7 separate regions of the Homo sapiens genome follow, and regions 1, 2, 3, 4, 5 and 6 are each linked to region 7. The links are chromatin loops, found by intact Hi-C in ENCODE. Cell type or tissue: mammary epithelial cell. All regions are shown on one strand. Each heading gives the region's core, and the rest is flanking DNA. Links, peaks and the distances in the headings are about the cores only.

What was found. Peaks named below come from ENCODE experiments on the same cell type or tissue, not always from the same donor. Only the 100,000 strongest peaks of a DNase experiment are listed, where the experiment ranks them.
Region 1: it touches region 7 in a loop (11-fold over the local background); 8 of 110 quality-filtered maps call a loop at or near these places.
Region 2: a loop joins it to region 7, with 13 times the contacts of the local background. A loop is called at or near these places in 75 of 110 quality-filtered maps.
Region 3: it touches region 7 in a loop (20-fold over the local background); 18 of 110 quality-filtered maps call a loop at or near these places.
Region 4: it touches region 7 in a loop (5-fold over the local background); 2 of 110 quality-filtered maps call a loop at or near these places.
Region 5: it touches region 7 in a loop (14-fold over the local background); 64 of 110 quality-filtered maps call a loop at or near these places.
Region 6: a loop joins it to region 7, with 12 times the contacts of the local background. A loop is called at or near these places in 16 of 110 quality-filtered maps.

What each region holds. Positions count from the first base shown.
Region 1 is chr12:39,271,595-39,276,002 of GRCh38, reverse strand. No RefSeq gene overlaps it. Among named protein-coding and RNA genes, the nearest start is that of LINC02406, 130 kb to the right of the region's middle. In mammary epithelial cell, for the core only: a CTCF peak has its summit at 2,621 (motif pointing right); no DNase peak of the experiment used is centred there.
Region 2 is chr12:38,332,419-38,336,826 of GRCh38, reverse strand. No RefSeq gene overlaps it. Among named protein-coding and RNA genes, the nearest start is that of ALG10B, 18 kb to the right of the region's middle. In mammary epithelial cell, for the core only: a CTCF peak has its summit at 2,302 (motif pointing left); no DNase peak of the experiment used is centred there.
Region 3 is chr12:38,136,151-38,140,558 of GRCh38, reverse strand. LOC107984469 (a long non-coding RNA gene) reads right to left here and starts at 2,069. Exons shown (of 2, transcript XR_007063272.1): 1 at 1,696-2,069. In mammary epithelial cell, for the core only: a CTCF peak has its summit at 1,670 (motif pointing left); a DNase peak (open chromatin) is centred at 1,668; H3K4me3 peaks cover 1,171 bases; H3K27ac peaks cover 659 bases.
Region 4 is chr12:38,382,543-38,386,950 of GRCh38, reverse strand. No RefSeq gene overlaps it. Among named protein-coding and RNA genes, the nearest start is that of ALG10B, 68 kb to the right of the region's middle. RefSeq lists enhancers at 1,649-2,196, 1,042-2,241. In mammary epithelial cell, for the core only: a CTCF peak has its summit at 2,084 (motif pointing left); DNase peaks (open chromatin) are centred at 500 and 1,920; H3K27ac peaks cover 336 bases.
Region 5 is chr12:38,918,966-38,923,373 of GRCh38, reverse strand. No RefSeq gene overlaps it. Among named protein-coding and RNA genes, the nearest start is that of CPNE8-AS1, 15 kb to the right of the region's middle. RefSeq lists a silencer at 2,100-2,189. In mammary epithelial cell, for the core only: a CTCF peak has its summit at 2,108 (motif pointing left); a DNase peak (open chromatin) is centred at 2,103.
Region 6 is chr12:38,663,096-38,667,503 of GRCh38, reverse strand. All of the region lies in intron 19 of CPNE8 (copine 8), which reads left to right. Among named protein-coding and RNA genes, the nearest start is that of CPNE8, 240 kb to the left of the region's middle. In mammary epithelial cell, for the core only: a CTCF peak has its summit at 2,645 (motif pointing left); no DNase peak of the experiment used is centred there.
Region 7 is chr12:39,101,154-39,105,561 of GRCh38, reverse strand. The region is part of intron 1 of LINC02406 (long intergenic non-protein coding RNA 2406); the gene reads left to right. Among named protein-coding and RNA genes, the nearest start is that of LINC02406, 42 kb to the left of the region's middle. In mammary epithelial cell, for the core only: a CTCF peak has its summit at 1,809 (motif pointing right); DNase peaks (open chromatin) are centred at 1,821 and 2,881; H3K27ac peaks cover 273 bases.

The DNA.
Region 1 (4,408 bases), core at 308-4,307, 170 kb before region 7:
GTCTGACCTGAGCCCTTAGGGCAATTAGTCAATGGATCTGTAGAGGCCTAGAGTCTCAGCTCCGTAGCTGTATGAACAACCCTACTTCACTGGGTAGTTCTGCAGATTGACAGAGGATGTGGTCAAGATGGAACAGCTTTTTTAATATTATTTATTTATTTATTTTTTATTAAAAGGATTGCAATTAATTCAAAGTCAGGCAGTTGGGCATCTTTCTTTCCTTCCTTCCCTATTTTCACTTTTCTTTCTTTGTAAACTGAAATTTAGGTCTAGTTTTACCAAAGAAGAAAGAAATTATTTGACTCACTGCATAGGTTATTTTAGGAAGAGAGAGACCAGAGAACTATTCCAAATGTGGATGAAGGACAGTATCAGCATTTTCTGCCTGCCAATCTATTTAGTTTTCATTTTCCTCCCTCATATTTCTTTATGCAGAGAGAGGACTATGAAACTTTGATTGATACACTTTTCATTTATTGTCATATACTACACTGCTAAAGACTGTCTAAAGGATGAAAACTGAATCTACTTATTTAATAATGATTATACATGCATGAAGTTTCACGTTAATATAGATGCATTATGTTTCCATGGGTTTAAAAACCTGGAAGGGCAATGTTTATTTATTATTAATGTTTTATATTAAATTGAGTGCTCAAAAACTTTTTTTTTGATTCTTAACTATTTCGTATTAGAGAAGTATAGGCTTACATATCAAGTTGATGTACTCATGCAAGTAAAATCATGATTCAAGTAAAGTAAATGCTGACGATTTATTAAGTAATATAATTAAATATACATTATAGTACGGGCGAATCAAGCTCTTACAGAATCCAGGGGAAAGGGGCAGTGGCTACCCCAGGACCTAGCTCCTTCAATGTGAGCTGATTTCTCCCAGCTGTGGGTGGGGCTATTGTGACCTGTCAGATGAAGCTACTCATTTCACCTTCTGCCTGAGGAAGGGCTCTTGGGTGCTAAGTTTTTAATCATGTCTGCTCAATCATATGAGTTTACACTTTTTTTCCCATCAGTTTGGCAATGGAGAAATGTAAACTGAGTCAAATATGCACTTGCGTATGTGTTGGGCATTTTTATTCATTCCTTCACTCATTCATTCAACAGTAATTTTTTCTAGATACAAAAATCATTCAGGCATAATTCTCTCACCCTTATGGCCATTCTAATTATCAGAGGGAGGTGGACTAGCGAGTACAGTCAAGTGTTATAAGTACTATGGTCAGTTCTACATGGGAAGAAGAAAGAGGTTAGGAAAGTGCTTTAAAAAGAGGGAAATTGCGAGTCTGGAAAAATAAATGTCCTGCAGAAATGGGTAGAAATGGGTAGACATGGGGAAAAAGCAGTCTAAGCAGGGCTTTAGGCAAAGGTTAAGAGGCTTGAAATGGTATGGCATATTTGGGGGAACTATAAGTTTTTGGTCATGGCCGAAGCATAGACTTAAAAAACGTTTTTTGATTGATATATTAGTTGTAGGTATTGAAACATAGCTTTTGTATGTCATGCTAAGGAATATGAATTTTATCTTATGTTTAATGAAGAGCCACTGAAAGCTTTTATTTAGGGAAATAATAGGATCTATCTGGTGTCTAAAAATATGATTCTGAAAGTGGTGTTGAGGATGGATGGGAAGACAATCTCCTGTGTGCCATAATATATTATGCCCATTGCAATAGCTCATGGATGATGCTGGTGTATGAATGAAAGTGGTGGCAATTGGGAAAGAGAAAAGAATTAATTTGTATAAAGTCAGTTATGAAGGAAATATTGTTCTAAGAAGATTAGGGTTTACTTAGAGACTTCATTCATTCATGAAAACAATTTGGTTCCCCATTCTCTGAAATAACAATTCAGTAATTATGAATCTGTATCAAACAATAATATAACACAATAGCAGTAAGAACAAAATGGCAAACTTTTCAGATGATCTTGATGAGCATCCAGGATTAGCATCCATGGTTTAGAAAATAAACTCTTGGAGTTCCAAAGAGTAAACAGGAGTCATTGGGGAAGGCTTTTTTTTATGACAGCAGCTCCTACACTGTTTTCTCTGTCTTACACTGGCAGGGGAAAATAAAAGGCCCTGAGGCTCACTCACCTCATTCATTCCATTTTTTCAACAGAAAAAAAAAAACCTAGGCTTTTTTTTCCCTAAATTTGGGGAAATCCTCCTCCACCCACAAAAAAAAAAAAAAAAAAAAAACTGGGGAAGAATTAAGAGGTGATTTGCAAATTTGCCAAGTATGCACAGAAGCCAGATTTTTCAGTAGCTGCATGAACTAAAGCTCTCCTAAATTTAGACAACGTTATGCTACATGAAGACAACCTTTTGATTTGTCCTGAAGTGGTCACTGGTGTTTTGGTAATGCACATCCACTGAGGAAATTTCGTATTCCAGTGTCACTGGGAGACCATCTGATGATGCGTTGTAGATGCCTGAAGCAACTTGAGCTACGAATTGAGAAATTAAGGAGGGGAAAAGAGAGTAGGATAATAACATGGTCACTGGGACGTCATGACCTTTCAATGTGCAGATTACTAACAAGTTAGTTTTTTCTGTATAGATTTTGATCTTTCTGGGAACAGTCCCAGAACAGTTTTTAGTATTTCCACCAGGGGGCAGTGATGTCCTCTACAACGTTGGTGACTGCAGCTAGACAAATTAATCATTCTTTTTTTTTTTTTGGACTTGGAGTGGGTTTGAGTGGGAAGCACTGATTAATTCTAACTGCCTATGGATATTAGGGTGGATTTGGAGTCAAATTCAAGCGGAAGACAGAATCGTTAAATAGCATCTGAAGAAGTGCAGAGCCTTAAACCAGAGTGACTACTTAATTAAATCAGTTGCTACAGTTGGTTAAATTGAATAGCTATCTTCAGACTCTGAAAACTCATAATTCTTGAAGCTCCTGTCCAGCAGCCTTAGGAGGTTCAAGGAATTTGATTTGCCAAGAATTATGTGCCCCATGAAACCACAGGAGCAAATTCTGCAGAACAGATGACAAGGGATAGAGTATTGCTTCTGAAGAGCTCAGACCCTTAATGAGTTCAAGCTCTGCCTTCTTGTCGCTAATTCCACCTTAGCTTGTCAGAAGAGATTTGGCTGCTGGAAGAATATAACTGTGTTTCCACTGGGTAAGTTTAATGCGCATGGCTCTTAGCAGGACTGGAGGAGCAGGGCTTTATGGTAGAAAAAGGAATGGACTCAGGGTTAGAAGGTATTTGAATCCTGGTGCCCACCTTTTAATTACAGTAGAACCATGGCTTACTGTAATAGGTGCTGATTAGGACCCTCCAATCTGGAGGGTCTGGCACTAACTTTGAGGAATCTTGACTAAATCACTTGGCCCCTCTGGTCTTAAAAGTTCGTATCTGTAAAATGAGTCAGTTGATCCAGGCGAGCTTTTGGATCCATCACAACTATAACATTCTAAATTTTATAGAAATACAGATTCATTACCACTTAGCTGCCATCTAGACAGTGCCAAACAACCGTGGACAAAAAAAAAGGTTTTCAGCATGACCAATTTTACCTGGCAGCACAGAATTTGAAGGTATTTATCAAAGAAGGAGGTTTATTAGTGTATACAGTGGGCAAAAAATTGGGAGAAAGGGATCATATAAGGTTTCATCTAGGAAGGCATTAGCGTATCATTTCTACCCCATTATTTTACAAATGAGGAAGAGGCAATAGGCCAAGATTCTTCAAGATTCATTCACCCAGACATTTTTCTGGGTGAATGTGCAGAAGCAAACAAAGCAAATTTCTGCTCTCTTGAGCTAATGTTGCAGCCAAAAGACAACTAACTGTGTAGCATTACAGATGATCATATATTGAAGAGGGAAGGTAGGATAAGGGGAAAAGAAAGTGCCAGGGTTCCCTTTCATCTGGGTACTTCAGAGAAGGCCTCTCAATAAGAGAACATTTGAACAGAGACCTAGAGAAGTGACAGAACTAGGCAAATATCTGGGGAAGATTGTTTTAGGTGGAGAGAGCTGCAATTTCAAGGGCTTGGAGACAACCTAGGAATAATGGGCAGGGCCAGGATTTCTCATTCACTTATGAATTTATTCATTCATTCAACAGATACTTATTCAGTACCTATGCTGTGTGACATGCTATTTTGGCTACAGGATTGAAATCTTGTTTAATTCCAAAACCTTTGTTTTCAACCATGGCAAATGATGCTTCCCTTGTACACTGACCTTTTCCCGAATACTCACATGTTGCTAAGCACTATGGTAAGCACCTTATGGACATCTTATTGAAATTAGTTTTCAAAACCATTCCATAAAATTGTTATATAAAAAAATAATACAAAAAAATATTCTAAGGAAGGCAGAAAAATGAAACTTAATGTTATTTATTTCAGATCTTATTGAATTAGATGGG
Region 2 (4,408 bases), core at 117-4,116, 770 kb after region 7:
TTTAAATGATGTAAAAAGCCATTTTAAAACATTCCTGAAGATAGCAACAAAGAATGACTCAATTATCTAACACTATTTAACATCATACAAAAATTATGATAAAAGTTAATAAAACTATTTGGTGTATTGCCTCAGTCATATTAAATAAATCATGCATGACCCTTATACTGTGTGCAATTAACAGCCATTTAATAATTTTTGTATGTATTTTCCTTTCTCATTTGATCTAATAGGTTCACCTTCCTAGGTTCACACAGCATGTTAATGGCAGAGCCAGGACTTGAATCCAGGTATTCTGACTCTAGCTCAAGTGTTCTGTATTTATAGCTGCCTTACTGTTTTAGACAAAGACAGTCTATCAAAATTTAGTGTGTAGCAGAAAGTTGGTTGGTTTTTATTTTGTTCAATGTATTTCTCCTTTATTTATTAGAGAAAAGTTATTTCAATAATTACAAAATAGTTATCAATTCGAATATTTTAAAGGTTTTGATCTTGGTTAATTTACCCTTATCAAATATTAAGCCTAAATTACAAAACCCTTAAAAAATATGAACGCCAAATTCAATTAGAATTTTTTTCTTAGATGCCTGCTAATTATTTCTCATAATAAGCAGTTTTCTTCCAAAAACTACACCATTATTTCAGTTTGATGAAAATTTGTTCCTGATGGAGGAAAACTGGATTTGGAAGATAGAAAAATTAAGTTAATCCTCTGGCATTGTAATGATAAACATTTAACTCAGAATTTACTGAAAAAAAAATTAGAGTATACCTAGAGATTCAGATTACATGCAAACAAATTTACAGTTTTCCAAATTGCATTATTTGTCTTTTGAGACTGAGAAAATCTCATTGGATGATCAATAGTTCACAGAATTTTTCATATGTTAATAAAGAGAAAAAATTAACACAAGGAAAGGTCCAGTATAATACCAAACATTATAAAACAGAAAAGATCCATAGTCTATCAACTTTCTAGCTACACAGAATTCAAATATCAAGCTAGGTGTCAGGTTGCATTATATGTAACTCAAAACCATTTGGAGATTTGGAGAAACTTCCAAATTGCATTCCTTTCAGAAAGCTAAAATCCATGACTATTTAAAAAAATTTACCTTCCATGTCACTCACATTACATAACAAATAGAATCACTTTGCTTTCATTCTTTATCAAGCAACCTACTCTATAGCACAGCTATCAGAGAATGGCAGGGTGCTTTTCTAATGGCCTGATTAATGGAAACAAGAATTTCCCATACAGAAGCTTTTGGAAGCCTTTTATTACTATATATACATTACTATATTTTTATTACTCTCTCTATATTACTATATATATACAACAAATTCCACATTTATTAAAACTATTTATAAATTCCAGGTTTGACTTGTATTCCAATTGGAAAGAAAGAAAATATCAAGGTTTCTACACATTCTTTTTTTTTGAGACGGAGTCTCGCTCTGTCCCCCAGGCTGGAGTGCAGTGGCGCGATCTTGGCTCACTGCAAGCTCCGCCTCCTGGGTTCACGCCATTCTCCTGCCTCAGTCTCCCAAGTAGTTGGGACTACAGGAGCCCGCCACCCACCCCCCCCACCCAGCTAATTTTTTGTATTTTTAGTAGAGACAAAGTTTCACAGTGTTAGCCAGGATGGTCTCGATCTCCTGACCTCGTGATCCGCCTGCCTCGGCCTCCCAAAGTGCTGGGATTACAGGCATGAGCCACCGCGCCCGGCCCTACATATTCTCTATTTTTTTTTTTAAGATGGAGTCTTGCTTTGTTGCCCAGGCTGGAGTGCAATGGCACGATCTCAGCTCACCGCAACCTCCGCCTCCCGGGTTCAAGCGATTCTCCTGTCTCAGGCTCCAGAGTATCTGTGATTACAGGCATGCGCCACCACGCCCGGCTAATTTTATATTTTTAGTAGAGACAGGGTTTCTCCATGTTGATCAGGCTGATCTCGAACTCCTGATCTCAGGTGATCCACCTGCCTCGGCCTCCCAAAGTGCTGGGATTACGGGCGTGAGCCACTGTGCCAGGCCTTACATATTCTTAATTACGGGGAATAGAATGCAGCTATGATTATCTGCTTCAAGCTTCTAACCACATGTTTTCAAAATGCTCAATGACAAAAATAAGCAAATATATTTGCTTAAAGCTAAAAATGTTCAAAGAATGCATTTTTTAAAAAAAAATGAAAAATTGACTAGCATCTGTGACATTATGAAGGTAAGTAAAATGGTACCAAGTTCCTGTCAGACTAATAACTGGAAAAGATGTCCAGGAGTGCCACCTTGAGAGAAAATTTAAGACAATGCATTTTGAAAACAAAATTGGCATAAAGGGTTTCAATGTTGCTCATCACAGTTACCCCAACTAAAGGACATCACTGTAAATTTTTATAGTACAAGTGAAGAGATAAGCATGGTCTTTCAACTCAGATCCTATTATATTCTTCTGTCTTTTCATATCAGTATTCCACATGTATTTCATTCCAATGTGCCTCTTGGATATTATTTTAATGGAGAAAGGTATTCTTAGAGTCATTGGTATGTGAAGAAAGGATTTCTCTCTTTTTTTCTACTCTTTCTGGTGGTTCCTTTCTCTGTCTTCAGTCTTCCTACTTACTCTCTTCCTTCTTTTCCTAGCAATACCCCTAAAGTTCTCATGCTCATGATCCCCAGAAATACTTGTGCTTATGTGTGGGCAGGCAGTGTGTGGGTATGTGTGGGGGATATGGTTGGAGAGCTGGAGGGAATAGAATAAGACATTCTCATATGCTTTTATAATATTAATAACCAATTAGCTTTAATGTGTTACTTTTCCTTGCATTTCCTGCATTTTATGATACATTTCCCTGCATTTCAAAGAACAAAATTTATGACCAAGACATAGATTTCTAGATGTGGCTAAGTAAAAACTACTGACTTAGATCAAGATCATCCCCTCCCATGGTTCTCCACAGCCCAGGGCCTGTTTATACCTCTGAAACCTTACAATGTATTTGGCCCAAAGACCCAATGTATACATTAAACACACACACACACACACACACACACACACACACACACATACAGAGTGAAGATTCTAGGTCAAGCTAGGTTTCATCTAAATTTGATTTTTTCACTAGACCTTTAGAGAGTGATAGGGTTGCAAGGAAAATATAAAAATTACAAAGAATAGTACTTACTGAGAAAGACTGATAGGGTACCTGTTACAGGTCATGAAACGTTTCTCCTAAGACTGCATCTCTCCTCCTGGCTTCAAACCCTTTCAGATCAAATATTTTAGGGAGGTCTCCAAAACTCCTCATGTTTCTGATGGAGAGCAACCTTCTCTCTGGCTTCTGCATCACTTACAACAGGATCTACAGGAGAGTGGAGGGCCTGTCTCACAGAGCCATTCTACTGGTGCGAACTGAAACCTGGCTATCGAATCTAAATAACTATGTTTCTCTCCACACCAATTTATCTGTGGGTCTCTGCGTGGGACATATGCTTTCCTTGCTCCTCACTGTATACAGCAGAGCACTGTTCTTACTTTCTTCCTAAAAATAACCTCAGTTCTTTGGATGCACAGGCCATCAGATGATGCAAGTTTAGCAGGAATCAGTATAGCGCCCTGGTTAAGAGGGCATGTTCTGGAGCCGCATTTCCTGTTTGTAAACTATTTCAATTCCCTATGACTTATTTTCCTTGTCAGTAAAAATGGGGATCATAATAGCATTTGCCTTAGGGCATCTCTATGAGGCTTAAATAAATTCATGTTCAATATTTAGACTGGTGCCTGTCACATAGCACTGCATAAGTGTTGGCCACTGTCACCACCTGCTTCTCAGCCATATGGTTTGCATCACATTATTCTGCCTGAAATGCTTTCTGCAGTGTCTCCACAGGTTTCCATACAAATAATCTCCAGTGTGAATTTCTCCATGAAGTATGTCTTTGTCCCTTCAGTCAGATGTGATTTCTATTCTCATGTAAACACCCTAGCTCTTATATTCCTCCTCAGTGATAATCATATTGTACTTTGCATTAGTTAGCCCCCATTAGGCGAGTTCATCTTGTCTAGAGTAGGTCACTTTTGCGTTTCTTGATACCGTTTTTTTCACACAAGGTTCCCTCAAGTTGTCATTGCATTTAATAACAAATACTACGATAAACTTTGTTAGAGGACCATATTAGAAGGTGATATGGTTTGGCTGTGTCCTCAACCAAATCTCATCTTGAATTTTAGCTCCCATAATTCCCAGGTGTCATGGGAGGGACCCAGGGGGAGGTAACTAAATCATGGGGGCAGGTCTTTCCCATACTCACTCCTAGTAGTGAGTAAGTCTCACGAGAGCCAATTGTTTTATAAATGGGAGTTGTCCTGTGTAAGCATTCTCTTTGCCTGCCACCATGTAAAATGTGA
Region 3 (4,408 bases), core at 162-4,161, 960 kb after region 7:
GGTTTCTGTGCCACCCGTCTGTCATCACCGCTCCTGTCAAGTATAATTGCAGGGTCACGACTACACAGAGATCTCTCAACCCACCGGATGCATCTGTACTTTTATGAGCCTGGTTGGGAGAATAAACAGGATATTTAGCAAAGTACTCATCGTGCGTTCTTTGGTCTCCCATGTCTCTTGTGAAACCAATTAAATTCATGGTCCGTTTTTTTTCTTTCCAGCCCTCGACCGTCCACAGAGTACCAAAATAAAAGAAGAGTGAATGCCTTTTATGCAACAAGGAGAAAAGAACAAAGCAAAAGTCTCAGAGGCTTGTGATACACAGGGGATACAGAATGAGGAGACTCTTCCAGAATCCACACGAAGACAGACAGTTGGAGGGATGGGAGGAAACGAATTGAGAAAAGACAGACAGCAAAAAAGATTAAAAAAAAATGTAAAGAAAAAGAGACAGAGATGTAAAGGGAAGAAAGATAACGAAGAAAATAGAAAGAGAAACAGAAAAAGAGAATGAGAAATGATAGAAGGGAGGAAGAAAAAGAGAGAGAGAAGAAAGAAAAAGAAAAGAAAGAAAGAAAAAGAAAGAAAGAGGAAGAAAAAAGGAAAAATAAAGGAAATGAAAAAGAGGGAAGCGCATCATGGTTCACACCTATAATCCCAACACTTTGGGAGGTTGAGGTGGAAGAATCACTTGAGCCCAGCAGTTTGAGACCAGCCCTGGCAACACAGTGAGACCACGTCTCTACTTTAAAAAAGAAAAAATTAAAAAGTTAGCCGGGCGTGATGGCAGGCGCCTGTAGTTTCAGCTCCTTTGGAGCCTGAGGTGGGAGCATCATTTGGGCTGGGGAGGTAGAGGCTGTGGTGGGCCTTGGTCAGGCAAATGCACTGCAGCCTGTTGCCCAGGCTCATCTCGAACTCCCAAACTTTAGCGAACCGCCTGCCTCAGCCTCCGAACTTGCACCTGCCATATCCAACGGCCCTGGGAGTATCAGTGATAGATTTTAGTAGACACGGTTGTTATGCCATATTGCCCAGGTTGGTCTCGAACTTGAACCCGGGAATATGAGGCTACAGTGAGCCAAGGTCGTGCCACTGCACTGCAGTCTGGGTGATAGACCAAGACTCCATCTCTAAATAACTAAATAATAAAAACAATAACAATTATAACAAACAATAATACAAATAAATAATAACAACAACAATAATAATAAACTAGTGGGAGTGAAAAATATAACAAGTAATTTAGATCACAATTAATTGTAGTAATTTCAAGGAGTTATTTCTTTAACCTGTCTCTCTTACTTTCTGAAACAGGGTCTTTCTCTGTCACTCAGGCTGGAGGGCAGTGGCGTGATCATGGCTCACTGCAGCTTCGACATCCCAGAATCAAGCTATTCCTGCAGTCTCAGCCACTTGGAAGACTGAGATGGCAAGATCACCTGACGGAGCCCAGGAAGGTCCAGGCTGCGATGAGCCGAGATCGCATTCTCACACGCCAACTTTTCTCAAAAAAAAAAAGGAAGTAAACGTAAAACAACAGCAACTTCAGTGTGTAGAAAGAGGAGTAAGAAAAGTAAAAGGAAAAATAAAAACAAAATGAAGAGCAACTGAAAATACTGTGGAAACAATTGGAGAGGAAGAAACAACGTAGTGAAGGAGCGACATCTAGTGGACAAAAGTGGTAGTGCTGCTGACCAGAGTTATCTGTTATTCCTTAGAAATCCCAGGTTGATGGTCAGTTCCAACGCTCGCCGCAGACGTCTGGGGGACCCGGCGCCAGCGGACGGAAGCGGTCGGACCCAGTTGGAATCTTATCACACAGAGCCGGCCCACCTTTACTGTCATCTAACTCCACCGACCTGCCCGCCGTTCCCCCACTGTCCGCTGGTTGAACCCGGCAGCGGAGAGAGAAGGAAAGGCACAAAGGCAGTGACTGGCTCATATCCCAGCCCCGCGCACCTGGGGCGGGGAGAGGGGCAGTGACCCCAAAGGCCACCACCGGGCATGCGTGAACATTACTGGGACAGAAACCTCAGGGGCACACCCTCCGACACCCACGCCTCAGCCATTCTCAACAGGCTCAATGAATCCGATCCCAGCCCCTGGAGGAGTTCCCAGAGGGGTGTGGGGAGGAGGTGGAATCGGAGAGGTGGAACTACGAGCAGGTGCGCCACCCCTACCTCGGCAATCCCCCGCGTGGCATCTTGGAAAGCCCGCCGGTGGGGACGGGCGCCTCCCAAATGCACAGCGGGCGCTGATGGGCTCTGGCGAGAGACACCCGCTGTGTGTTCCGGAGCTCCGGGGCGGGTGGGCATGAGCGGGCCAGGGAACGAGGTCCCCAGGGGCAACAGGAGGGAGGAAGAAAAGTACACGTCAAAGGTTGAATTACACAAGGACACGCCATATCACCGGGTCCCCCACACACGGGTGGAGAGACCCTTGTGTGGAGATCTGATTTTCAATAGATGGCAGGGAGGGAGCTGCTCTGCTCCATAGAAAACCCTGACCCAGAAGCAGGGCGTCTACGAATAGCTTAGCATCAGGTTCCCCACAAACACATTACGTGATGGGTCAGGGAGTGACCGCCTTTCTGGCAGCAGCGCGTTTCCCAGGATGAAGGGCTGTCTGCACCAGACCCCGGTTCCCGGCGCACGGCGAGGATCGCCTATCCGAGGCCAACAAAAGGTCCGTGGAGCTGCCATATCCCTCCTGGGCGGGATTCTGACTTAGAGTCGTTCAGTCATAATCCTACATATGGTAGCTTTACCCCATTGGCTCCTCAGCCAAGGACATAGGCCAAATGTCTGAACCTGTTGTTCCTCTTCTACTGAGCAGGATGACCATGGCAGCAACACATGAGGAACACACAATAAAACTAACCTGTCTCACATGGGTCTAACCAGAATGCTTTCCAGGGCATGCGCACAGCTCTCCGGTGAATCCATTCCAGTTTGCCTTGCCCTACCCAAAGAAAAGAGAACTCTCCAGGCGCGGTGGTTCATGACTGTAATCCCAGCAATTTAGGAGGCTGAGGAGGGCGGATCACCTGAGATGAGGAGTTCAAGATCAGCTTGGCCAACATATTAAAACCCTGTCTCTATAAAAATACAAAAATTAGCCGGGCACGATGGCGGGTGCCTGTAATCCCAGCCACTCAGGAGGCTGAGTTGCCCAGGCTGGCGTGCAGTGTCTTGATCTCTGCGGCAAACTCCACCTCCCGGGTTCAAGTGATTCTCCTGCCTCTGCCTCTTGAGTATCTTGGTCTACAGGCGCGCATGCCACCGCGCCCGGCTTTTGTATTTTTAGTAGAAACAGGGTTTCACCATGTTGACCAGGCTGGTTTTGAAATCCTGACCTCAAGCCGTCTGCCTGCCTTAGCCTCCGAAAGTGCTGGGATTACAGGCGTGAGCCACTGCACCCGGCCTATGTGTTTGCTTTTTAAACATCTCTTTCTAGGGTCATGAGAATTCTCGTTAATTTCACTTAGAGCTCCTCGAGAGAAAAGCCTCTATTATTGTCATTGTAACCGTAAAAATAGTAGAGCTTTTTTTTTCTTTTGAGACAGAGTTTCGCTCTTGTTGCCCAGAGTGGAGTGCAATGGCCCGATCTCAGCTCACTGCAACCTCCGCCTCCCAGGTTCAAGCGATTCCCCTGCCTTGGCCTCCCAAGTAGCTGGGATTAGAGGCATGTGCCACCACGCCTGACTAATTTTGTATTGTTAGTAGAGACAGGATTTCACCATGTTGGTCAGGCTGTTCTCGAACTCCTGACCTCAGATGATCCACTTGCCTGGGCCTCCCAAATTTTTGGGATCACAGGCATGGGCCACTGTGTCCAGCTTTTTTTTTTTTTTTTTTTTTTTTTTTTTGAAACAGGGTCTCCTTCTATTGCCCAGGCTGGAACACAGTGGCATAATCATAGCTCACTGCAGCATCAAACTCCTGGAGCTCAAGCAATCCTCCAGTCTCAGCCTCCCAAGTAGCTAGGATTACAGGTGCACACTACCACGCCCAGGTAAATTTTTCTTTTTTTACACAAAAATGTCTCAACATGGATTTTTTTCTTTTTTGGCAGAGATGATGTCTCACTATGTGGCCCAGGCTTGTCTCAAACTCCCTGCCTCAAGCCATCCTTCCACCTTAGACTCCCAAAGTGCTAGGATTACAGGCGTGAGCCACTGCACCCAAGCCCCGATAATTTTTTTTTTTTTTTTTTTTGAGGCAGAGTCTTGCTCTGTCAACCAGGCTGGAGTGCAGTGGTGTACTCTCAGCTCACTTCAACCTCTGCCTCGCAGGTTCAAACAGTCCTCCCGCCTCAGCCTGCTGAGAAACTAGAATTACAGGCACATGCACGCCCGGCTAATTTTTGTATTTTTAGTAGAGACAGGGTTTCACCATGTTGGCCAGGC
Region 4 (4,408 bases), core at 150-4,149, 720 kb after region 7:
CACGTTCATTCCTGAAGGTGCTGACCCATTAGTAATCCTGCCTGAATTTTGGGCGCAGTGGTTTGCCCTGCCACCTCACTTCTCTTATGGATCTAAGCAGAGTTGATTTTTCAGTTTTTTTTTTTTCCAACTTTTTACTTGTTAAAACAGAGTGACAACTTTCAGTTCCTTTCAAATGGAAACAGAAACTGGAAGTCCCTTTGTTATTCTTTTTATTGCCCAATAACATCCCATGGTATAGACTTACCACATTTTATTTATCTATTTCTTTAATCAATTGATAGACATTTAGTTTTTTCACTTTTTTTGCATAATGCTGCTATGAATATTCATGTACAAGTTTTTGTGTGGACATAGGTTTTCATTTCTCTTGGATAGATACCGAGAGATGGAAATACTGAGTCATATGGTAATTCTATGTTTAACCTTTTGAGAAACTGTCAGATTGTTTTTTAAAGTAGTACCATTTTACATTCTTACTAGTAGTGTATAATGGTTCCAACGTCACTACATGCTTGCCAACTCCTATTATCTGTCTCTTGACTGAAGACATAGTAGTGTGAAGTAATATCTTGTAGTTTTTATTTACATTTTTCTGATGACTAATGGTGTTGACCATCTTTTCCTGTGTTCATTGGACACTGGCATACATTCTTTGGAGAAATTTCTATAAAGACCCTTTGCCCTTTTACAATTTGGCTTTTATGTCTTTTTCTTCTTAAGTTGTAAGCATTCCTTGTCAGAGATAGGATTTGCCAAAAATTTCTTTCATCTTGTGGATAGTCATTTGATTTTCTTGATGTTATCTTTTGTGCACAAAAATGTTAATTTTCATGGTGCCCAATTTATCTAATTTTTTTATTGTGTTGCTTTCACGTTTGGTGTCATATCTAAGGAAACATTGACTAACCCAAGTTCATGGAGATTTATACCTATTTTTTGTCTAATAGCTTAATAATTATAGCTCCTAAATTTTGGTCTTTGATTCATTTTGAATTAATTTTGTGTATGATATAAAGTATAATTCCATGCTGGGAGGCTTGAGGGATCATGGTGGACGAGAGGCAGGGCTAGACTGCAGCTCCAGACAGAGCAGCATGCATTTTGTTCTTGCATAATCCAGATCACCTGCAAGAACAAAACAGCAATCTTAAGAGGACCCATAAACCCTCTGAAGGAAGCAGACTGCTCCTCCAGGACCTGGGAGACATCTCAAATACTGTGAGTGCCCCAATTGCAAAAGTGGGAAAGGGAGACACTCCTGCACAAACACACACCCCCACTGCAGAACTTGAAGGTCTGCTTGTAGGAGAAATTCCCGACTTTACCTGGAGCTCAGTCAAGTTAGAGATCAAAGCCAAGCAAAATACAGGGTGGGGTGGAGGAGGCAGTGGAGAGGCCCTAGGATCTCACTGGGTCCCCAAGCAGCCCAATACTGCCTGGCATCACAGGGATCCCTCAGGAGGGTGGCCAGAGGAGCAGGGGATAAAACTCCACAGGGAGAAGGAATTCTCTAGCCGAACTTGGTAACAATTTGAATGGGGCAAGAAGCCTCCCGGCCAGAAGCTGGGGGAGGGCGTAAATCTGGTGTGCAGACTTCACAGGCAGGGGGAAGAACTAAAGCCCTTTTCTTTCGCAGCTGGGAAGTGCAAAGCCTCCGGCAAGTTTTCAAGCCCTTCTCACCCTCCACCTGGAAACGGAATTGGAACTGTTCGGGAGGCACGGTGGGAGTGAGACCAGCCCCTCAGTTTGCATGGGAGCTGGGTGAGGCCTGTGACTGCAGGCTTTCCCCTACTTCCCGGATAACCTGCATGACTCAGCAGAGGCAGACATAATCCTGCTAGGTACACAACTCCAGTGACCTGGGAATCTCACCCCCATTCCCCACAGCAACCACAGACTCTCCACCCAAGGAGAGTGTGAGCTCAGAAACCGCAGCCCCACCCCCACCTGATGGTCCTTCCCTATCCACCCTGGTAGCAGAAAACAAAGGGCATTTAATCTTGGGAGTTCTAGAGCCCCACCCACTGACAATCCCTCCCCACACCACTACAGCTGATACTTTCTGGAAAGCGCCACCTCCTGGCAGGAGGTCAACCAGCATAAAAATAAGGCATTCAAATAGGGAATGCTTCCAGCTTTTGCTCATTCAGTATGATATTGGCTGTGGGTTTCTCATAAATAGCTCTTATTATTGTGAGATACGTTCCATCAATACCTAGTTTATTGAGAGATTTTTAGCATGAAGGAGTGTTGCATTTTATCAAAGGCCTTTTCTGCATCTATTGAGATAGTCATGTGGTTTTGTCATTGGTTCTGTTTATGTGATGGATTATGTTTATTGATTTGCGTATGTTGAACGAGTCTTACATCCCAGGGATGAAGCTGACTTGATAATGTTGGATAAGCTTTTTGATGTGCTGCTGGATTAGGTTTGCCAGTATTTTATTGAGGATTTTTGCTTTGATGGTCATCAGGGATCTTGGCCTAAAATTTTCTTTTTTTGTTGTGTCTCTGCCAGGTTTTGGAATCAGGATGATGCTAGACTCATAAAATGAGTTAGTGAGGAGTCCCTCTTTTTCTATTGTTTGGAATAGTTTGAGAAGGAATAGTACCAGCTCCTCTTTGTACCTCTGGTAGAATTCAGCTGTGAATCTGTCTGGTCCTGGGGTTTTTTTGGTTGGTAGGCTATTATTTACTGCCTCAGTTTCAAAACTTTTTATTTGTCTATTCAGGGATTCGATTTCTTCGTGGTTTAGTCTTGTGGGGGGTGTATGTGTCCAGGAATTTATTCATTTCTTGTAGATTTCCTATTTATTTGCATAGAGGTGTTTTTAGCATTCTCTAATGCTAGTTTGTATTTCTGTGGGATCAGAGGTAATATCCCCTTTATCATTTTTTATGGTGTCTATTTGACTCTTCCTCTTTTCTTCTTTATTAGTCAGGCTAGTGGTCTATCTATTTTGTTAATCTTTTTAAAAAAACCAGCTCCTGGATTCATTGACTTTTTGAAGGGGTTTTTGTGTCTCTTTCAGTTCTACTCTGATCTTAGTTACTTCTTGTCTTCTGCTAGCTTTTGAAATTGTTCTTGCTTCTCTAGTTCTTTTAATTGTGATGATAAGTTGTTGATTTTAGATCTTTGCCACTTTCTGATGTGGGCATTTAGTGCTATAAATTTCCCTCTAAACACTGCTTTAGCTGTATCCCAGAGATTCTGGTATGTTATCTCTTTGTTTTCACTGGTTTCAAAAAACTTCATTATTTCTGCCTTCTCTCACCACTCCTATTCAACATAATATTGTATGTTCTGGCCAGAGCAACTAGGCAAGAGAAGGTACAAGGTGTGTTCAAATAGGAAGAGGAAAACTCAGATTATCTCTATTTGCAGATGACATGATCATAATTTAGAAAATCCCATCATCTCAGCCCCAAAACTCTTTAAGCTGATAATCAACTTCTGCAAAGTCTCAGGATACGAAATCAATGTGCAAAAATCACAAACATTTCTATAAACCAGTAATAGACAAGCAGAGAGCCAAGTCATGAGTGAAATCCCATTCACAATTGCTACAAAGAAAATAAAATACCTAGGAACACAACTTATAGGTGACATGAAGCACCACTTCAAGGAGAACTATAAACACCACTGCTCGAGGAAATAAGAGAGAACACAAACGAATAGAAAAACATTCCATGCTCATAGATAGGAAGAATCAATATTGTGAAAATGGCGATACTGCCCAAAGTAATTTATAGTTTTAATGCTATTCCCATCAAGCTACCACTGACTTTCTTCACAGAACTAGAAAAAACTACTTTAAATTTCATGTGGAACCAAAAAAGAGCCTGTACAGCCAAGACACTCCTAAGCAAAAAGAGCAATCTTGAGGCATCACACTACCTGACTTTAAACTATACTACAAGGCTACAGTAACCAAAAAAGCATGGTACTCGTAACAAAACAGACATATAGACCAATGGAACTGAACAGAGGCCTCAGAAATAACACCACACATCTACAATAATCTGATCTTCAAAAAATCTGACAAAAACAAGCAATGAGGAAAGGATTGCCTATTTAATAAATGGTGTTGGGAAAACTGGCTAGCCATATACAGAAAACAGAAACAGGATCCCTTCCTTAAACCTTATACAAAAATTAACTCAAGATGGATTAAAGACTTAAATGTAAAGCCTAGAACCATAAAAACCTTAGAAGAAAACTCAGGCAATACCATTCAGGACATAGGCATAGACAAAGGCTTCATAACTAAAAAACCAAAAGCAATTGCAACAAAAGCCAAAATTGACAAGTGGGATTTAATTAAACTATAGAGCTTCTTCTCAGCAAAATAAACTATCCTCAGAGTGAACAGGCAACCTACAGAATGGGAGAAAATTTTTGCAA
Region 5 (4,408 bases), core at 141-4,140, 180 kb after region 7:
AGATATTTTTTGTATGCCAAGTGCTATAATTCTTTTCTACATTGGATTATTCTTACTTTGTAAATTTTGGTGGGAGACACACCCCATTTCTCAATATAAATGCTAATAAATTCTTTATTTTCAATTTTCCAGCTTTCCTTGAATCTGAGGAATAGACACCTGCTCTTACCCGAATGTCCCAAGATAAATAGACTAGAGTAGTTTGTCTTCGCTAGTGATGGCAGTGATGTAATTGGTGTAGGCAGTGGTGGCAATGGTGAAGAAATGACAGTTGAGGTGGTGAAAATGATGACAACGCGTAGCAAAAATGGCAGTCTGGTCTGTGGTGCTACATGGGAGTCAATTTTCCAAGTACAATAATGGAAGTGTTCTAGGGTCAGTATTGAGTAGTTTCTCTGGTAATAGCAACAATGTAAGGGCAACATCTAATATTCATTGGTGTACTCATTAGACCAGTCCTGAGGTGTGATTTTGAGGCATTTTGACTTCACTGTCTCAACTTCATTGACTCTGAGACTGGTTCTCTTGAACTCCCAATGATTCTGGGAGCAACCCAATATGTAATTAATTTAATCAATTTTCTGCTTAAATAAACCAGAATCAGCTTTGGTTGCTTGCAATTAATTAACTTGACTAAGACCTGTTGATTTAAAGCCTTCCTCTGAGAGAAGGGAGAGGGTCAGGGAGAGTTTTGTCAATTTTCTTGACAACAAAGATTTCTTCATTCTTCTCTGATTACATTCTTCCTTTGGATATGAGCCTTGCAATTTCCTCCCCATATCTAGATTAAACCACAAAAAACCTTTCTCCAATAACATGTGTGTGTGTATGTATGTATATATAAATGTATATATATACACATATATATGTGTATATATAGAGAGATATATATAATATTATATTTTATAAAAATGTAAAAGACTAATCTAGTATTTGGGGAAGTTATACATATATATATATATATATATATATATATGTGTATCTCTATATATATACATATATGTATATATATGTATAACTTCCCCAAATACTAGATTAGTCTTTTCTTACCTTCAATAGAAGTTTTCTTATATGCTATCTTCTGGGATTTCATGTTGGGCGGGGGTGGGGAGGGGATTCTCTCATTGAAAAAAAAAAATCTCAAGTGGTTTATAAAATCTTATTTTTAATCAAGTTTTTGACTCAGTGTGAGAGAGAAAAAAGCAAAAAGACTACTTAAATAAAACTGGAAAAGACCTTTAACTAAATGCTGTGTACCTGGAAATTTTGAGATGACTAAGTTTAATACAAGTTAAAAGAATTAAACTACTGTATATTTGTTACAAAAAGGATCAAAGAGAATTACCCATTTGGAAAATGATAAATACTTCATGCTTCTTGAAATTAACTTGATTATAACATACATTCATTTAAAAGAAAAAAATAACATTTTAGAGGGGCACTACACACGTGCAAGAGAAAAGAATAGAAAATTTCCAAATTCTGTATGTTTCTTTATATTATAATTTATAGTAATTTAAAGAAATATGTCTACCACTGTCTTTTTTTGTGTTTTTAACTTATTTTTTGTTCTGAAAAATTTAATAATAAAAACTACACCTCTTATCAGAAAAAACTCTCCCACGAACAACATTTTGCACATAATTTTGCGGGATTCATGGGACCTTTGAAGCCCCTTTATTAATCCTTTTTTAGGATCCTTGGTTATCATGTTAAACATCTCTAATCTCCAAAGGAAATCCAATAAATTTTTCAGCCAATTACGATTAAATTTATATTATTATAGTATTGATTTAATTTTTTATTTAAGAATATAAGCTTAACTTATTATAAATAATAATCTTATTCCATTGAGTATCTTAGGAATAGAGTTTGATGAAGCATAATACATTAAAGAATAAATGCCATTAATTCTTTTTAAAACAGGATCCTTCTTCTATTTGATTGAAGTAGTACTCTAAGCAGAAGAAAGGGCAAAGAAATCTTTAGTTAAAACAAAAGTAATACAAAAATTTGAATCTGAGCAGTCACAGCTGTTCACAACAGCTTATTGTAAGAAAGTCAGTTACTGGTTATTTGTACTCCCTAGCAGGTAGGCATGTGCCACCTGCTGGTCAGATAGTTTGAGCTGCGAATATTCTCAGTATGTTACATGCATGAGTCAGGAGCCTGGAGTGTGGATATATTTTTACAAAGCAAAACCTGTTGAGAGTCTATCTATCTATCTATCTATCTATCTATCTATCTACCTATCTATCATCTATCTATCCATCTTCTATCTGTCTTCTATCTACTCTTCCAAAAGGAGGTATTTCTATTGTAGCATAACTCTAAATGCCCATAGATTTAATTTATGAAGCTATGATGTTAGTTACATATTGAACTGAAATCTACTCACTGCACAAACATAAACGTTTGCTTTGATGCTGTTGTTTTCCCTATTTATTGAATCTCCCTTTTCACCAAAGCAGATATATTATTAGAGAATTTTCAATGAAATTATAAAAACAATCCTTGGCGAGGACTTACCTATTTATCTATCTTTCACAGTCTGAGATGGAGATAAACACTAAGTGGCCTGTCAAGACCTCTTATGCTGATGTTTGAAGATGTACGGATAATTACTGGAACTAAACATGTATAAGATAATAAAAGAAGTCTTCATACACTCAAAACTGTTATTATATAATCCATTTTATCAGATAACATTGTAATTGGATTATTAATCAATAATAAAAAGATGATAAGATACTCTTTTGAGAAAAAAGATATACTCCATACAATCAATTGGTTAAAATGAAATTTGTAAAATATTATAAAGCAGCAGTCAAAGTACAGTCAGTCCTCTGTACCTGTGAGTTTCACATCCATGGATTCAACCAATCACAGATCAAGAATATTTTTAAAAGCATTTCATTTATGTACAGACTTTTTCCTTGTCATTATTCCCTAAAAAACACAGCATAGTAACCATTTACATAACATTTACACTGTATTATTATACTAATATAAATAATCTAGAGATGCTTTAAAATATATGGGAGGATGTGCAGAGATTATATGCAAATACCATGCATATTATATCAGAGACTTGAGCATGTTGGTGTCCATATGGGTCCTGGAACCAAGCTCCCATGGATACTGAGAGGCAACTGTACTCTATATCAAAACTTGTGGAATGCAGCTAAAGCAGTACTATAGGGAAATTCATGGCTTTAAGTTCTTGTATTATAATATGAAAAAGATTGTGAAAAACTAAGCATTAAACTTAGCAAGTTGGAAAAAATGAAAACAGAGTAAAGACAAAAGACACATAAGAAAAGAGCAAAATGAAAAGAACAGAAATTAATAAAATAGTAAATAGATAAAATGATACACAATTACAGGCTGTGTCAGCAGAGCTAAATGATTGTGAGCAATTGTAAATGGTATGGACATACAGAGGAGGAACAGATTGGCTATGAGGGAATGGAAGATAAGTGCTATAGTTTGAAGAATTCAACCTTTGGAGTTATTTGATTAGAGCCATTTGCCACTTGCTATAGATATGTGACCTTTAAGTCATGGAGCTTCCCTAAGTCTAAATTTTCTTGTTTGGGATGGGAATAAATAATACCTATTTTAAATAATACTTACTTCACAAGGTTTTGATGAGAAGTAGTTATTGACTTTATTTAATATACGTCAGCTTTGGCTCTCACTGTCTCACGAGTGATCTGATACAGAGAGTTTCATTCAAGTTTCTGAAATGCTTAATGTATACATTTTTACATGTCATTCATAGCCTATAATATATATGTAAAAGGAAACAAAACATCTTTATTATTAGAATTCTAGATTTTAAAAACTCTCTGGATTGAAAAATCATACTGCTTCCCAGTTAACTCTGCCAATTTTCCTCCACATTAAAAAAAACCCTCCCATTTTTAATCCATTCAATACATATTCACCATGAGTCACTGTGTGCCAGGCCCTGGCCTCAGCAGTCACGTGTCTTGGCTCACTCTCAGCTGACGGATGGCCATGGTCTCTTGGAAGCCGACTTAATTATTTTTTGTGGGTCATTTTGTTTTGGGTGAAAACATGTTTTGTGTTTACAATTGTGGAGGGCCGGGTAAACATCGGTTGCAACCAGAAACAAAAAAAAGAGCTTATTTGAAGTTTTTAATGTTGTTTAATTTTTTCCCCAATGGTTTGACTATGTGTATTGGACTACATACAACTTTTTGCTTCCTTAACCAAATCTATTTATGTGGACCTGTTATACTGTTGTTAAACCACCATTTGGAACTTTATCGTTCACTTGCAAATGCTGCAGTCATGGAGCTACCATTTGTGTGAAAAAAAAGCAGGTTTATGAAAAAAGATTTGTACTGAAGATGTATTTAGCATTCTATACATTGAAGTT
Region 6 (4,408 bases), core at 186-4,185, 440 kb after region 7:
TACATATCACATTGATCATTTACATTCACATTGTGTAAAAGAATTGGCACCTCCTCTCTCACCTTGAATAAAGCTAAACCTTCTACCATCAGAGTTTTCCAGGTTCTACCAGTCACTAAACAGTTTTTAAAGCGAATTATTTTAAAGGAGAGAAACACTCTTGAATATTTAGAATAGTGGGGTTGCAAGTGTACATGCAGGATAATATTTTCAATCTTCCCCTGGTCAGAAAATATTGTAAACCAATTCTCTAAAATATTATCAGATAATAGGGTCTATTTAGGCTGTCTTACCTTTTCTCTGCTTTCCATTTCTCACTGCTTGAAGCGAATCCAGTTTATACACACAACACAATTGAAATTCCACATTTCTCAAGTGGACAAAGAAAACCCTAAGGTGGCAAATAATAGTATGTAGCTGAGGTTCAGCAGAATATTGGGGGTAGTAGATAGGGTTTTATTAGTATAGTAAATATTAAATACCTTCCTTTTTGTATAACGATATTTAACCCTTTATTAAGTGTTTCATGTGCTAGGCAGGCTAAGAGCTATAGAATTAAATCACTCAGTCCTTAATTAACTTTATGTGACAGGTACTTTGATTATTGCATTTTACAAAAAAGGACATGAAGCTAGCTCAATTCCTCTTGTCCACAGTCACCCAGCTAATTAGAAGTGAACCAGGATTTAATCCTAAAATGTCTGATTCTAAGATTCTTAACATGTATTCTGTATAATTTTGATTCTAACACCTAAACATGGCATTTAAGATTCTCCGTGACCTGACTTCAAGCTCTTCTTTAGCTAAATACACACAGAAACAGACAAACACACTGTACTTTATCTTAATAAACTAACTTCCCATCATACATTTCCATGGTTCTTGCTTTTACTTTCACTTGTCATTTACCTGGAATACTCTTCCTCCTCATCTGTGCTGATCGAAATCCTATACTTTCAAATTTCTCCACGTATAGCCTGTCACACAGCCCTCTCCAAAGACCTCACTCGCCGCACCTGGATGAATTTTCACTTTGTCCCCATATTACTTTATATCTTCCTAAAAATACCGGTCATTGTTTGTCTCATAGTTATTTACAGATAAGAAAACTGAAGCCAGCCCCAGATCAAAAGTTAAACAACTTTTGGAAAGTTATTTAGGTCATAAGTTGGTAGATCCAGATTTCCAAGAGTGTTCTGGTTCTAAAACCTGTGTTACTCCTATTATAACACACTGTCCTAAAAGACAAAATTATAAAGAAAATTATTAAGATCTATTACCCTTTTTGTATTACTGAAGTGGCTAATCAATTCAAGTCAGATCCATTTGAGTTCAAGTAGTGATTCTGACATACTCAGAGCTGATCCTGGATAAGTTAATTAAACTTTCTAAGTTTCAGTTTCCTCTTACGTGCATTAAAAGTATATAAGATATTTGTGAATATTAAATGACATATTGTGCTAAATCGCCTAGCAGAAGACCTCCCAACTACCAGTTGCTCAATAAATGCGTTATTATCAGTACAGTACATTGGTACAGTCCAGTAGGAAGGCATTTTTTTTGTCATTATTTCATAGTAGCTGTGCCCTAACATAAGAAAATAAGTTACTTAAGTTTTAGAATAATAACCATCCTGCTTACTGTTTATACTATAGTGATATGAAATTAAATATTGAGGCAATGAGACTTAATCACAAATAAAGCTTACTACCTTGTCATAAGTCAATATACGTAAAGGCTTTCTATTTGTTTGTTTATGCTGTGGATTGGCCATTGTGTATAAGGCAGTGCCATTCCGCCTGGCTGCATGTAGCTGCTGGCCAGCTTATCATTTCCTGAAAAATTATATTTAAATCATATTTTCCATTAAAAGGAGAATAATAACCTTGAGGGCTTAGACTTGAAAATCACTAATGGAGCTCTGCACAGTAGGAACAATAAAGCAAAACTGAGCAGAGCAGCAACTAAAAGCCCATTTGCCCAAATGAATTCAAACTTATTTTTACGAATAGGTAAAGCAAGCAGCTAGAGCAGTCATGTGGAACATTTTCCCTACACTTGTGGGTGCTGAAAAAAGATGTAGAGTAACAAGTATACCATACTTCCTATAGAATAAAATGCATTTATTGGTATTCTTTACATGAATGTGATAAATTAATGCAAAGTAAAAATTGATTTATTCTTCTAAACTAAATATTATAAGGGTCTAAATTACCATGTGGTCAACATGCATTCACAAATGTGTGGGAATTATTTTGGACAAAAGTTTCTCAGGTACAGGGATCAGAAATGAGAGACTAATAGAGGTAATAAACAGAGTGGCCTAAGAAGTTGAGTGGAAACCTGTAAATATAAAAGGATATGAGCAATCTTCTAAGAAAGAGGGCAATTTTGTCATGAAAATTTTAAGATTTGAAATAAGAGGTAAAGGAAATTTCTGAAGTCACTTGTCTTTTTTCTCATTTATAAAGTAACACCTTGTGACATGACTGAAGAAATAAATGTTCCTTTGGAAAAGGTTTAGTTTAGGCTAGTGACTTTTTTTTAATCCTACTCCAAATATAAGTGTGGGATGAAGGATACTCCTGTTTGATAACAGTGACTTCCTATGACAGTGGTTCTCAACCTGTGGGCAGTGCCCCCTAATGTCCAAATGGAATATCAGACTCTGTGCTCACCTAACAAACCTAAGCTAAATGTGATGTATACTCCCATCCTAGGTTGAAATTGAGGATTTCTTTTTTACCTATTATTTATAAACATGTTTTAAAGAAGAGTAGAACTGTGTGTATTGTAAGAACAGTGATGATTATGAGCCTTAGTTTTTATGTTCCACAGTGTCATAAAATTATTAAAAGTGAAATTCAGTTTACCTCAATTAAAAAACATCTGCATATCCTGTAGGACTTGCTGAAAAGGTGAAACAACAGTGTTTTAAAATTTGAAAAGTCCAGGAATTACTGTATAACTGATACTGTACTCAAATTTGAAAGAGATAAAATTAATAATAATCTTCCTTATATTTAATGTTTGATATGAATATAAATTGAAAACTATTAACAAATTGCTTTATATTGACTATATAAATGTGTAAGTTAATGAATAGAAATAGTAATTATGATAATGATGGCTTTCATATATAATACATATTACAAATTGAACTGTTACTGTTTAAGCACTTTAAGTTTTAACTTATTTAATACAAAACAATGAAATAGGTATTCTGTAATTATCCTTTTTATTTTATTATTGACATTATACATATTTATAGGGTACAGTGTGATATTTCATTACATGTATGCAATGTATAATTTTTCTATCAGGGATAGCATACCCATATCTCAGACATTTATTTTTTTGTGTTGGGCACATTCAAAATTCTGTCTTCTAGCTATTCAAAAATATTCAATAAATAATCATTAACTACGGTAACCCTACAGTGCTAGAGAACAACAGAATTTATTCCTCCTATCTAGCCGTAATTTTGTATCCATTAACCACAGTCTCCTTACCCCTCTTTCCCCACCTATCCTTCCCAGCCTATAGTAACCACTATTCTACTCTCTATTTCTATGAGATCAACTTTTTTAGCTTACACATATGAGGGAGAACATGTGGTATTTATTTTTCTGTGCCTGGCTTATTTCAGTTAACATAGTGTCCTCCGGGCTCATCCATGCTGCCGCAAGTGACAGAATTTCATTTTTTATGGCGAAATAGTATTTCATTGTGTGCATATGCTACACTTTCCTTATCCATTCCTCTGTTAATGAATGGACTTAGGTCAATGTCATATCCTGGCTATTGTGAATAATGCTGCAATAAACATGGCAATGCAGCTATTTATTTGACATACTGATTTCCTTTCATTTGGATAAATACCCAGTAGTGGGATTGCTGAAGCATATGGTAGTTCTCTTTTCCATAATGGTTGTAATAATTTACATTCCCACCAACAATGTATGAGTTCCCTTTTCTCTACATCCTTATCAATATTTGACATTTTTGTCTTTTTGGTAATAGCCATTCTAACTGGGATGAGATGATATCTCATTGTGGTTTTGATTTGCATTTCTCTGATAAATAGTGATTTTTCAGCATTTTCTCATTTATTTTTGGCCATTTGTGTGCCTTCTTTTGAGAAATATCTATTTAGGTCACTTGTCCATTTTAAAATCAGATTCTTTGTGGGGTGTTTTTGGTTTGTTTTTGTTTTTTGTTTTTTGTTTTTGTTTTTTGTTTTGCTATTGTTTGAATTCATTGCATATTCTGGATATTAATCCCTTATTAGATGAATAAAAGTTTGTCTCTTCACTCTCTTGATTACTTCCTTTGCTGTTGAGAAGATTTTAGCTTAATATAATACCATTTGTCTAGTTTTACTTTTGTTGCATAAGTTTGGAGGCCT
Region 7 (4,408 bases), core at 290-4,289:
TGGATGAGATCACCCAATTCATAAGTCCTCCTTTTGTGAACTGAGGAGGCTCAGTGACTTAGAAGAAACCCAATTCTCTTCAACTCCATATCTGAATCTTTCTGGGATTTTTGCCATCTAACTGACAAGGTTTAGGGAAGTATTTTCACTTAATAGGAAACTACATTTATCAGTCATGTCCTAGGTGCTGAGAGTAGATGGACAAAATACTCACACTTAAACAATTTTCAGTTACAGGAAGATGGACCACTGGTATGTATGGTGTGGGTGGAAGCAAGTGTGGTGTAGAAAGGCAAGGAGATAAAGGAGGCAAGGGAAGTCTTCTGAGCTGAGGCTTGTAAGTGAGAATAGACATGAGCCCCAATGACTTGGCAACACCAGCCACTTCCTGAAGGTAAAAGAATTGGAGCAGATTAAGTTAAAGATCTCCATAGAAAATGATTCATCTAGAAGATCGTAAGAGGAAAATAAATAGGCAAATATTGCTTAGACTAACAGCGTTAGAATTTTTAGACATTTAAAGCAAATTCTTCCTCATTAACACTTGACTAAAAATAACAATAGAAATAATATTGGGTACAGTCAGCTGTCCATATCCATGGGTTCCACATCTGTGGATTCAACCAAGCACAGATCAAAACTATTGGGGAAAAAAACCTATCTGTACTGAACATGTACATGTACTTTTTCCTTGCCATTATTCCCTTAACAATACAGTATAATGACTATTTACATAGCATTTACATTGTACTAGGTATTATAAGTAATCTAGAAATGATTTAAAATATACTATATTTTAAATGCTATGTATTTAATATGAATATGCTATAGTATAAAATACTATTGCCATTTTATATCAGGGACTCGAGATTTTGGTACCCACAGGAAGTCCTGGAACAAATTCTCCATGGAAACTGAGGTCAACCGTAATTTATCTGCATTTAATATGTACCAGGTACTGTGCCTAAGCTCTGTGTACGTTATCTGATTTCATACTCACTACAGCTCCTTAAAGGATCATTGTCCCCATTTGGCAGATGAAGAAGTTGAGGCTAAGGGAAGTTAAGGACTAGAGCTCAGGCTAAAACCTAAGTTTCGCTCCTTAGCCTGTAGTATCATTTTTATAAACTGCTCCTCTTTAATTCAAGGGACAGCTTGCTTGGTATTCTTCTTCTCGTCACACGAAGAAGGCAGAATAGACTGAAGAAATCAACAGAAGTTCTTAAAATTGAATTATTAGCATTATCTTCTATGCTCTTTCACCCACACATGAAGAAAATATATGCACTCAGCCACTTACTCAGACAAAGAAGGCTAATAAATGATTTGTTTCTTATATTAATGGAATTAAAAAAAGCAACAGTAAGTCAATTATTTGCCTATTGGCATAGCCCCAGAAAACCGAATCCGTTTGGACGGCTAAAGTGGAAATAGTTGTCTATTTACAACACATTTTTAATGCTCTACTGTTTCAAGTGTTTTTTTTTTGTTTGTTTGTTTTCTTTTTTCCTCCGTCTGAAAAGGAGGTTGGAAGCTTTATTGTAAATACATTGGGTGATGAGATCCATGTCTTAGTGGATCAGTGTTTTAAAGATTTGTAGGTGGCTAAACCTGTTTGGGATAGGGATAACAGAGCAGGGAAGAAGATGGAAATTAGGCAAATACAGAGCCAATCAAATGTCAAGAACCGGAAATGAGGATAATTTTTCTGGCTGTATTTATTTACAACTCAAGCTGCAACATGAACCCATCTGTGAAAATTCCATTCCTTGGGAGACACTCTTAGAGTAGTCTTCAATGTTTCCACCAGAGGGCAGTAATGTCCTCTGCTATATCTTGAGTGGCGGTGACTATTCATCAGTCGGATGGAACAGTGGGAGAGTGATCTACCCAGTCTACATTTAGACTGCAGGGTGAATTTGGTACCAAAACCCAAACAGAAGACAAAGCAGTGATATTACAGCAATAAACATGAGCTGTAAAGGCTTTTAAATCAAAACTACGAACAATAATACATTCGTCAAAGTTGATTGAATCGGGATGGTATTCAAAATTCGGAGTATGGTTAATCCTGGAAGATGCCATCAGCAGTGTTCAGTGAGCATGATGGCAAAATCCTGGTATCTCATGAAACCACAGGAAGATCATCTTTCAGAACAAACAAGAAATAAAGATAGGGCATTTCTTCTAAGACGCTCAAATATCCAAATCACCTTGCCTTGTGCCGTGGGGTAGGTCTCTTGTGTCTAATTACACCTGTCTCTCATTCCACTATTGCAGATTGGTTTAACTGGAATTAGACACTAAGATGGAATCTGAGGTGCAAAATGCTCACAATGGTCCAACACCTGGGAAAGGAGGTGGGAGAAAGCAAAACTGTCGAGTGTATGAAATTGAAATGTGATCCAGGCCTGGCAAAGCCTTGACCAATATGCCTAAGAGTCCTGGTGCAAGGATTGCCCACCAGTGTTCTGTATTACATGAACCTGACTAGGTCTTTATAACCCTGCTTCAGTCTCTCCTGGATGTGAGCTGCCCCAAGAAGGGCTAAGGAAGTCTCTGTAGGAGCTGTGAGATGAAGGCTATGTGAATACCTGAAATGGAACTTTTCTTATTTGTGACAGATGAATTTAGTCTTTGGATGTAAGATAAAGTGGGCCAAAGGGCTCCTGCTTTGTCATTCCAAAAGAGTCCTTCTTCAATGCAGTCATACTGCAATTTTTCTAAGAAATAGTTTTGTCCTGTGATTGTGATGGATTTCCTTTTCCATAAAATTACGTAGCTGAAAGAATGACAAAGGCTTACTCAGCTCAACCTACTCAGTTTACAAATGTGGAATGTGAAGTCTATAAGAGTTAAGTAACTTATTGGCAATTACACAAGTAAGTTAGTAGCAGAGTCAGAATTCAGATCTCATTAGATTACTCAATCCAGTACTCATTCTAATTTGCCAACATGTACCAATCTAGCCACACACTACTGCCAAGATTTTTTTTTTTTTTTGTAATCAGCGACATCAATAATATACTAGCTTCTCTCAGCAGTGGATGACTCAATCTGGAAATCTATTCTGCCCCCATTTTTAGCTGTTGACATCTTTATTTCAAGGCCAAGTTCAAATGCTATCTCCATTCTGTTTGGTTGAATTTTCCTTTACTTGGTAAGGAAGGAGGTATCGGTTGATTCAAGTTTTTTCCTGGTTGGAAGCCAATGGAGAGCAGATTTAATGAAACTCTTCATGCATACCATTAGTGGTGGGGGAAAAAATTAGAAAACTAGGAGCAAGAGGGGAGGAAAATAAAGTATTTAGCTAAAGAGAATTCGAGTTATGACTCAAGCCCATTTTTAAAAATTATTATTTCAGTAATACTATGAAGAGAGCACAGATTCTTTTTTATTTTATCATTATTTTTTAAATTTCAATAGTTTTTGGTGAACAGGTGGTATTTGGTCACATAAATAAGTTCTTTAGTAGTGATTTCTGAGATTCTGATGCACCCATTACCTGAGCAGTGTATATTGTACCCAATGTGTCGTCTTTTATCCCTCACCCCTTTCCCTCCCATTCCCTCAAGTCTCCGATGTCCGTTGTATCATTCCTATGCCTTTGTGTCCGCATAGTTTAGCTCCCACTTACGAGTTGCTGCAGATGCCATCATTTTATTCCTTTTTATGGTTAAGTAGTATTCCATGGTATGCATATACCACATTTTCTTTACCCACTTGTTGATTGATGAGCATTTGGACTGGTTCCATATTTTTGCAGCTGTGAATTGTGCTGCTATAAACATGCATGTGCAAGTATCTTTTTTGTATAATGACTTCATTTCCTCTGCGTAGGTACCCTGTAGTGGGATTGCTGGATCAAATGGTAGCTCTACTTTTAGTTCTTTAAGGAATCTCCACACTGTTTTCCATAGTGATTGTACTGGTTTACCTTCCCACAAATGTGTAAAAGTGGTCCCTTTTCACCACATCCACACCAACATCTATTATTTTTTATTTTTTGATTATGGCCATTCTTGCGGGAGTAAAGTGGTATCACATTACAGTTTTGATATGCATTTCCCTGATAATTAGTGATATTAAGCATTTTTTAATATGTTTGTTGGCCATTTGTATATCTTCTTTTGAGAATTGTCTATTCATGTCCTTTGCCCAGTTTTTTTGATGGGATTGTTTGTTTTGTTCTTGCTGATTTGTTTGACTTCCTGGTAGATTCTGCATATTAGTCCTTTTTTGGGTGTTATAGATTGCAAAGATTTTTGTCCTACTCTGTGGGTTCTCTGCTTACTCTGCTGATTGTTTCTTTTGCTGTGCAAAAGTTTTTTTTTTTTTTTTTTTTTTTTTGGAGACAGAGTCTTGCTCTGCCTCCTAGGCTGGAATGCAGTGATGTGATCTTGACTCA